3 separate regions of the Homo sapiens genome follow, and regions 2 and 3 are each linked to region 1. A link is an interaction called in ENCODE POLR2A ChIA-PET data of the cell type or tissue named here. Cell type or tissue: B cell. All regions are shown on one strand.

Evidence for each region. ChIA-PET counts read pairs that join two places held together with the same protein. Peaks named below come from ENCODE experiments on the same cell type or tissue, not always from the same donor. Only the 100,000 strongest peaks of a DNase experiment are listed, where the experiment ranks them.
Region 2: POLR2A ChIA-PET joins it to region 1 with 6 read pairs; 4 of 35 experiments call an interaction of 5 or more read pairs at or near these places.
Region 3: POLR2A ChIA-PET joins it to region 1 with 6 read pairs; 2 of 35 experiments call an interaction of 5 or more read pairs at or near these places.

The regions. Positions count from the first base shown.
Region 1 is chr18:32,802,433-32,804,932 of GRCh38, reverse strand. No RefSeq gene overlaps it. Among named protein-coding and RNA genes, the nearest start is that of KLHL14, 31 kb to the right of the region's middle. In B cell, no CTCF peak of the experiment used is centred here; DNase peaks (open chromatin) are centred at 12, 582 and 1,222; H3K4me3 peaks cover 1,419 bases; H3K27ac peaks cover 2,500 bases.
Region 2 is chr18:32,748,884-32,751,383 of GRCh38, reverse strand. The region is part of intron 2 of KLHL14 (kelch like family member 14); the gene reads left to right. Among named protein-coding and RNA genes, the nearest start is that of KLHL14, 23 kb to the left of the region's middle. In B cell, no CTCF peak of the experiment used is centred here; a DNase peak (open chromatin) is centred at 1,374; H3K27ac peaks cover 551 bases.
Region 3 is chr18:32,729,723-32,732,222 of GRCh38, reverse strand. The region is part of intron 3 of KLHL14 (kelch like family member 14); the gene reads left to right. The region is part of intron 2 of LOC112268208 (a long non-coding RNA gene); the gene reads right to left. Among named protein-coding and RNA genes, the nearest start is that of KLHL14, 42 kb to the left of the region's middle. In B cell, no CTCF peak of the experiment used is centred here; a DNase peak (open chromatin) is centred at 1,492; H3K4me3 peaks cover 1,248 bases; H3K27ac peaks cover 1,079 bases.

The DNA of each region.
Region 1 (2,500 bases):
TATCCACTTGTGGACTCAGACAGACATGGGCATCCCTGCAACCTGCTCTGGCCTTAGTTCAGAGCCATGTGAAGGGCTGAGAGCCTCAGGACCACTCAGCATCAAACTCATGTCTGCTGTTTACATCCTATGCTTGTTATTCAGATCTTTTGAATAGCTTCTAATCTCTTGTTGTTGAAGGGTTTTGACCTGGACTCGTGACCCCATGTTTCAAAAAAACTTTTTTTCGCCTCCTGACCTTGTAGTTTCCGCAATCCTAACCTCAGTATCTGATCCCTGATGCCTGTCTCCCTGGATTCTGGACCTCTTACTTGCTAATCTCTCCCTCAGCTGACCTCTCTGGAATTAATCAGTGATCCACCTGCCAGTACCTTTTATGCCTAACCAACAAACCCCCAGTCCTGGCCTCTTTGGCTTTATCTCTGGTCCATTGTCTCCCAAACCCTGTTAGAATATGCTTTGAAGAAATGGTCTGATTTTCAAAGATACAAAATCAGTTTGAAACTTTGTAATACATGACCCTCGAAAATAAGCCTAGATACAAACTCCCAAACTGAAGACATTTAGTATGCTGACTACTTGTCAACAGACCATAACATCAGTCATGAGTCAAAAGAGGAAGGTGAGCAGGAAGGGGGACAGATATCAAGGAGCCACTTGAATGATAAAGTATTTTCAAAAACACAATTATCTATGTCTGGCTTATCTATTCTACTAAATTATAATTCCTTAAAAGCAAAGACTTGAATTTTTTCCATTTTAGATTCCACGCAATGTCCGTATGGTGCCTGGTACTAGCTAGGCACCATATTATTGAATTAATGAATATAGCAATTGATTAGTGTTTAATGAATTGGCTACAGCCAATTGTTGTTCAGGCATATTTACAAAAAAAAATCTTTCAAGGTTTTTCTGGACAGATTAAAGTGAATTACAACTCAAGGGAAAAGTAAAAGAAAACAAAACACTCCACTCTCTAACATATATTTGAGAACAAATGGAAAATAACACTGGGACTTTGAAAATGAGGAGCATGGCCCTGAGGATTTCAAAATGGACTGCCTTCCTTCTGCTGGAACAACGGCACCACACAACTGAACAAACAGCCAAGGGGCCATGTTCTATCCTGCAGCCCCCACATGTTTGCATTAGTGAGGTAAGCAGCTCAAAGGGGAACTTAAAAGAAGACTTGTATTGTTCATGGAGCCTTTCAAGCGTAGTAAGGGTGGAATTCCATCTGTTCAGTTCAGTTTGGTTCACTGAGCTGGTTCACTCGTAATGGTTCACTGAGTTGTGACACCTAGTAGAAATTACAACCAATGTTTTTAAAAACCTTTATGTTATCATTTGTGAAACTGTGTGGCTTGATCACTTTAAAGTTTTCATCTCCTTGTGTTTTTGATCTGTTTCCAGGATACCTCTTTCCTGGTCTTTAAAAAAAAAAAAAGTGAAAAACTAGCACTGAAAATACCACTAAAAAGAGGAATATATTTGTTGAGCTCTGTTTTGCATACTGGCTTAATTTGTGCACGATTTCAGACAAACACAGAAGTTACAAAGCTTTCACTCCGGGTTTGCATTCACCTTGTCTCCCAACCATGAGCTCTTTATGCACAGAAAGAGCCATGAATGGCTAACACTCTTTGCAGCAGCTTAGCAGATACTCTGCCTTGAGGAACAGGTAGAATTCCACACTACTCGCTTGAATGACTCACTGAACAATACCAAGTTATTAAGTTTTTCAGGACCAAGATGGTGATGGGGGAGGGCACTCCATTTGACATCTGCCCAGTGGCATCTTACAAAAAGTCTCTGTGCTTGCACGGAACTTTGCAGGAGGCCAAGTACCGATCAGCAATGATTATGATCTCAGCCAGATAATCATTTTCACTTACCTGGAGGAGAAGAAACAAAGTGGTAAAATGTGACAATGATGTAAAGTGATGGATGGTTATTTGCAGTGCATTTTGCAAACAGCACATTGGGTATGATGAAGGAGGACCTTTGTATGAAGTTCAACAAATAACAAAAGACATTCCCACTATACTTTGAGTAACCTGCCTCAAAGGTGCCAGATCTATTTCTCACAGGGTGAAGGAAGCGTGCAACCTATTCAGAGAAAAAAAAAAAACAGAGAGAGGAATGCTTAAGAAGGTTTTCCACTGCATGCACTGGAGATCTGAAAAGAATGAAAGTAAATCTGTAAAGCAGAAATCTAAGGAAGAAGGAAATGCAGAAAGGCCGACCACATCAGGCACCTAGTCCAGTTGGTTATGCCATAATCATTGATACCATGGTATTTTTGTCTCATCTCGTATCATGTGCTTCAATTCACTCCAAAAAGTAGCTCCAGCATTTTCCTCTGACCATTGCTCAGTAATGAAGGAGTATGTAATGCAAACGCACGGACAATCTCTGGGTCTTAACAGTAAGAAGCTTCCTGTTGGAAATCTCATTGGGTTAGGTAAAAGGATCTTGATTTATTTGCCAATGAAGGATA
Region 2 (2,500 bases), 54 kb after region 1:
AGGCATTATCAGGTCTATTTAAAGGCTCTTCCGATGAAAGCTGCTGTGTAATTACCAAGAACAGCTATGATAAAGACACCTAAATACAACAGCAAATCAGCTGGAACAAACTCTCAAAGGAGTTTACTTCGCTGGAAAATTTTAAGAGAAGGGTAGCAGCTCTCCTTAGGGCAGTTTTGGGTACCATTCTGGCTGGAAGTTTAGGGAAGGCTAGCTGCCTTTCAAAGCCTCCTTCTGGCCAGGCCAATTACTTGGAGTAGAGGGATCTACCTCTGTTACTTCCTCCCCACGATCTGAGCAGCTTCCATATGAAATTCCCCTTTCACATTTTTCCAGATCTGGACTCACAAGCTCTTTTATCCCCCAAATGAAATTCCAGGAAGACATTTACTAATAGGAGAAAAAAAGAGAGAAAGGAAAGAGAGGTTATAATAAGATAGGTAATTGGGAATTCAATGGTTTTTAAGAAGAGGACTGATGTAATTGGTTATTAATGTTTGGCTTTGCTAAAATTCATTTGACAAAATATGTAGTGTTGATGGGGATGGGGGTCAGAAAGCAGGGCTACCACTTTACAACAGCACAAGGGAGAACCAACCCAGCTGAATCCAGCTGATGGCCGCTCAGCTGGAATGAAGAGAAAGATTTAAGAAATATTACAGCTCTAGAAACTATAGAATATAGCAAGAAAATGGAAGAGTCAAGGATACCATGAAATTCGGTGACTTGAATATTGTAAGATTTGGTGACTACCCTAACAGAGGCAGCTGGCAGCGAAGAGAAGTAAGTAGATTATATTTTATGAATGAGATCTGAGTCAATACCATTGTAGGAAGTCCAGTGATTTTATATTTTTGTTAAACTTGCTTATGCAATCAAAGTTCTGGCTATTTATATACAGTGTAACATATGGTATCTGCAAGGCTTCTAAGCAATAAAAACTCCAAAATTCCAAAGATGAATTTTCAAATGAGTACTTTGTAAAGTTAATAATTACACATAATAATAATCGCTATCACTTATCAATTTTGAACTATATAAATATTTTATTCCTATGTAACCCAGATTTCAGCTGGAGGCATAACAGATCTGGTAAAGAAATTGCTATGAACCCCTATAATCCTCTGGCCTGTGGAAAACCAAAACTATTTTGCTATGGTCTAAATGTTTGGGTCCACCCCTTAAAAATTCATACCTTGAAACCCTAATCACCAGTAAGATAGTATTTGGATATGGGACCTTTGGGAGGTAATTAGGTCATGATGGTGGAACCCTCATGATGGAATTAGCGGCTTTATAAGAAGAGAGAGGAGAGCACACACGTGTGCTCTCCTCTCTCTCTCTCTCATTGCCCCCCTCACCATATGAGAACAGAAATGGGAAGTGGGCCCTCACTAGGAACAGAATCTACCAGCACTCTGATCTTCCACTTTTCAGCCTCCAAAACTATGAGAAATAATTTTCTGTTGTTCAAGCCACGCAGTCTATGGTATTTTTGTTATCGCAGCCTGAACTGACTCACACATCCATCCTCATGTCTGTGAGTCCCTGGAACTTGTGTTTTCCTGGCCTTTTCTACCTGCCAAATCACTCCCATACATTGCTGCTGTACCACCAGATGTGAAAATGCCCATTTACTGCTTTTATGCAATACTAAGCTATCATAAGTTTAGTAAAGTCCACTGAAATTGGGAGGACATGGGAAAGAGTCAAAACTTCTTTCCATTTTCCACAGCCCCTTCCTCCTGGATTATGTTGAAAGTATCAATATTTTCCCCCTTCAGTATGCAGAGACATTCATCTTTCAAGGTGTCAGCAGCACAAAGGGCCTTTCATTTGCTGGAGGGACTGGCTCTACAGAGTGGCTTTGGTTACAAGTAGAAGGCATTTATTTTGCTATTACACCTAAATGACTTTATTTAACCCTTACAACATTCTTGTAAGAGGATACCATTATTCCCACTTTACAGATGAAGCAACTGAGGCTTAGAGTCAGCCCAAGGAGTTAAACATAAGAAAAGGTAGAGGATTTAAATCCAGGTCTGATGACTCTTAACTTGTAATTAACCTGGCTTCGGAAAGATGGGGTAATGATTATCTACTCTGGATCGCTTTGCTACTTCAAAACTGCTTGTTGTTATTGTCGTTGTTTTCAATCAAATCTCCATGTTTCAAAAAATGGTCATACACTCCCAAAGACCCTATGTAGAGAAAGTAAAAATCCCAATGATTTAGTATCATTTCAGGAAGAATGAGTTAGCATAATTAAAATATCAAAACAATTGAAGTACAACTCTTTATTATCTTTAAGTAATAAAACTTGGATGAGGGCATAGGCCACCTGCTTGTCAAACCTGCAAATTACATAAAGGAACAGATAATATTGATGATAATGAGGATGAGGATAATGATGATGTCAATAACTATGAAGTTGTTGATGATGGTGGTGGTAATGATAATTAGCATTTATTTAGCACTGTTTTAAATGCTTTACATATAT
Region 3 (2,500 bases), 73 kb after region 1:
AAATGGAGTCTTGCTCTGTCTCTCAGGCAGGAATGCAGTGGCACAATCTCAACTCACTGCAACCTCCACCTCCCGGGTTCAAGCAGTTCTCCTGCCTCAGCCTCCTGAGTAGCTGGGACTACAGGCATGTGCCACCACGCCCGGCTAATTTTTGTATTTTTAGTGGCGTTGTTGGGGTTTTGCCATGTTGGCCAAGCTGGTCTTGAACTCCTGACCTCAGGTGATCCACCCGCCTCGGCCTCCCAAAGTGCTGGGATTACAGGTGTAAGCCACCGCGCTCAGCCAAAACCATTTATATTAAAAGGAGGTTTAGAAAAACACTCTAAATATTATTATAATGCATTTGGAGTGAATTTTTAAAAGTCTGATTTCCCTCAGATATTTTTAATATGTCTGAGTTTATACAATTGTCCTTGTTTCTAGTATTTATTGTATGTAAACTATTATACATCTAAAATATAGTTATGCAAATATGTATATATATAAATTATTTATATAGATATATACACGTAGATCTCATAGAACAGGATGGTTTTCAACATTTAGAGAGACCTCATTTAAAAAAACAGCTGAAACGACTTCTTTTTCAACTCTTATTTTAGCTTTGGGGGTACATGTGAAGGTTTGTTACATATATAAATACATGTCACAGTACATATTATTACATCACTCAGGTATTAAGCTCAGTACCCAATAGCTATCTTTTCTGCTCCTCTCCCTCCTCCCACCCTCCCCCTCAAGTAGACCCCAGTCTCTGTTGTTTCCTTCCTTGAGTTCATAAGTTTTTATCATTTAGCTCCCACTTATAAGAGAGAACATGCAGTATTTGGTTTTCTGCTCCTGCATTAGTATGCTAAGGACAGTAGCCCTAAATGACTCTCAACATGACAACAACAACAAAACAAATAGAAAGATAATTTTGGAGAGCAATTATTATGTACACATATCCCCATCAAAATAAAGACGTAATGAAGGCAAAGTACAAATAAGTAAACTGTTTCTTTTCAAATCCATGAGATGACTCTATGGTGACATCATTAACTAAACCTACATTTTAGGAATAGCCAGCCACTTAGAATTTTTGGTTTTGTGGATCATACATAAATTGACTCCATTGCTGGGGAGTGTATGATTACTCTACAGTCAAACCTTTCTATTCATTAAGTGTTTCCGATGGAGCAAGGAGCTGTGCTGATACCTTAAGGACCTGGCCACATTTAGCTGGGATTAAGGATGGTTTTGTGAAAGGGGAGTGCTGAGCAGACACTTTCATACCTCTGTGTCTGGTTGTCAAGGCAGACGACCGCTTCTCACAGCGTGTTCTAATTATTAATCCTACCGACCTGCCTTGTTTGGTCATTAAGTCTTAATTTATTTTTTTAAAACATTGAGATTGAATTCTAGTTATTTAGCTAGAACAATAACCTTTGTGAGTTTCGAAGACCATAATGTTCCCACATTTTTATGTTGAGAACCGCAAAGCACTTTCAGAAAACCCTACTGCTAAGGCAATGATGTATCACTTTCACTTTCATTATATGTTTTTAATCAGAGCGTGACTTCACACTAGACAAAGCGATGCTTTATGCATGGTCTCACTTGTTTTTGCTAAAATCTTTTGACATGATTAATTTTACTTTAATGCTTTTGTCTTGTTGTAATGGTAAGGATGATGGGTATAAACCAGACAAAAATACATGCTTTTCTATTATAATGCCTCTGAGCATTAAAAATATCTTAGATGAAAGGGGAAAAAATCACAGGAAACTGGTCTGACTGGAATTAAATTTCTTCCTACCTGAACACAGAGTACATGAGATTTTTGTTTTAATGGTTCAGTCATTGTTTTTAGTTTTATTTTTGGTATTTTCATAGCAATTTATTCATCTGTATGATTAGATCTGAAGAGGAGGAGAGAGATCATAGCTCACGGATTTCTTGATCTCATTTGTTGCTTTGCAGCATTTACCTCCTTCACAGAGTTAAGGGATCAAAACGTTAACCATTTCTCTATGAGGTCTATCTCCAGCAGATCAAGGTGAAGCAGGCTATACTTCTCCATGCTGATCTCTGTCATTAGATATAAGCCAGTTTCTGGCTGTACTGATTTTTAGTCTAAAAGAATTGAATATAGTAAATACCTTTTGTTCAAACTACAAAAAAGCAGTGATATACATGACTTTAAGATGAAAACAATAGACCATTCAACAAGTGAGACCTGCCTCGTATGCAGCTGTTGAAGTATCAATTCTACCATATTCTCTCTTCCTTTTTCCTTAATGAATTATGGAGTTGCTTGTCTGTATTACAAGAACATAGCACCTTGTAATACAGATTTTTCTATTTCTAGTTCTATTTATTGGCATTTTCTAGGTGTAGTGAGTTGAATTGTGTCCCCATGAAAAGATATAAGTCCTACTCCCAGTACCTATGAATGTGACCTTATTTAGAAAAAGTTTATTTGCAGACAAAATCAAGTCAAGATGAATCATATTGGATT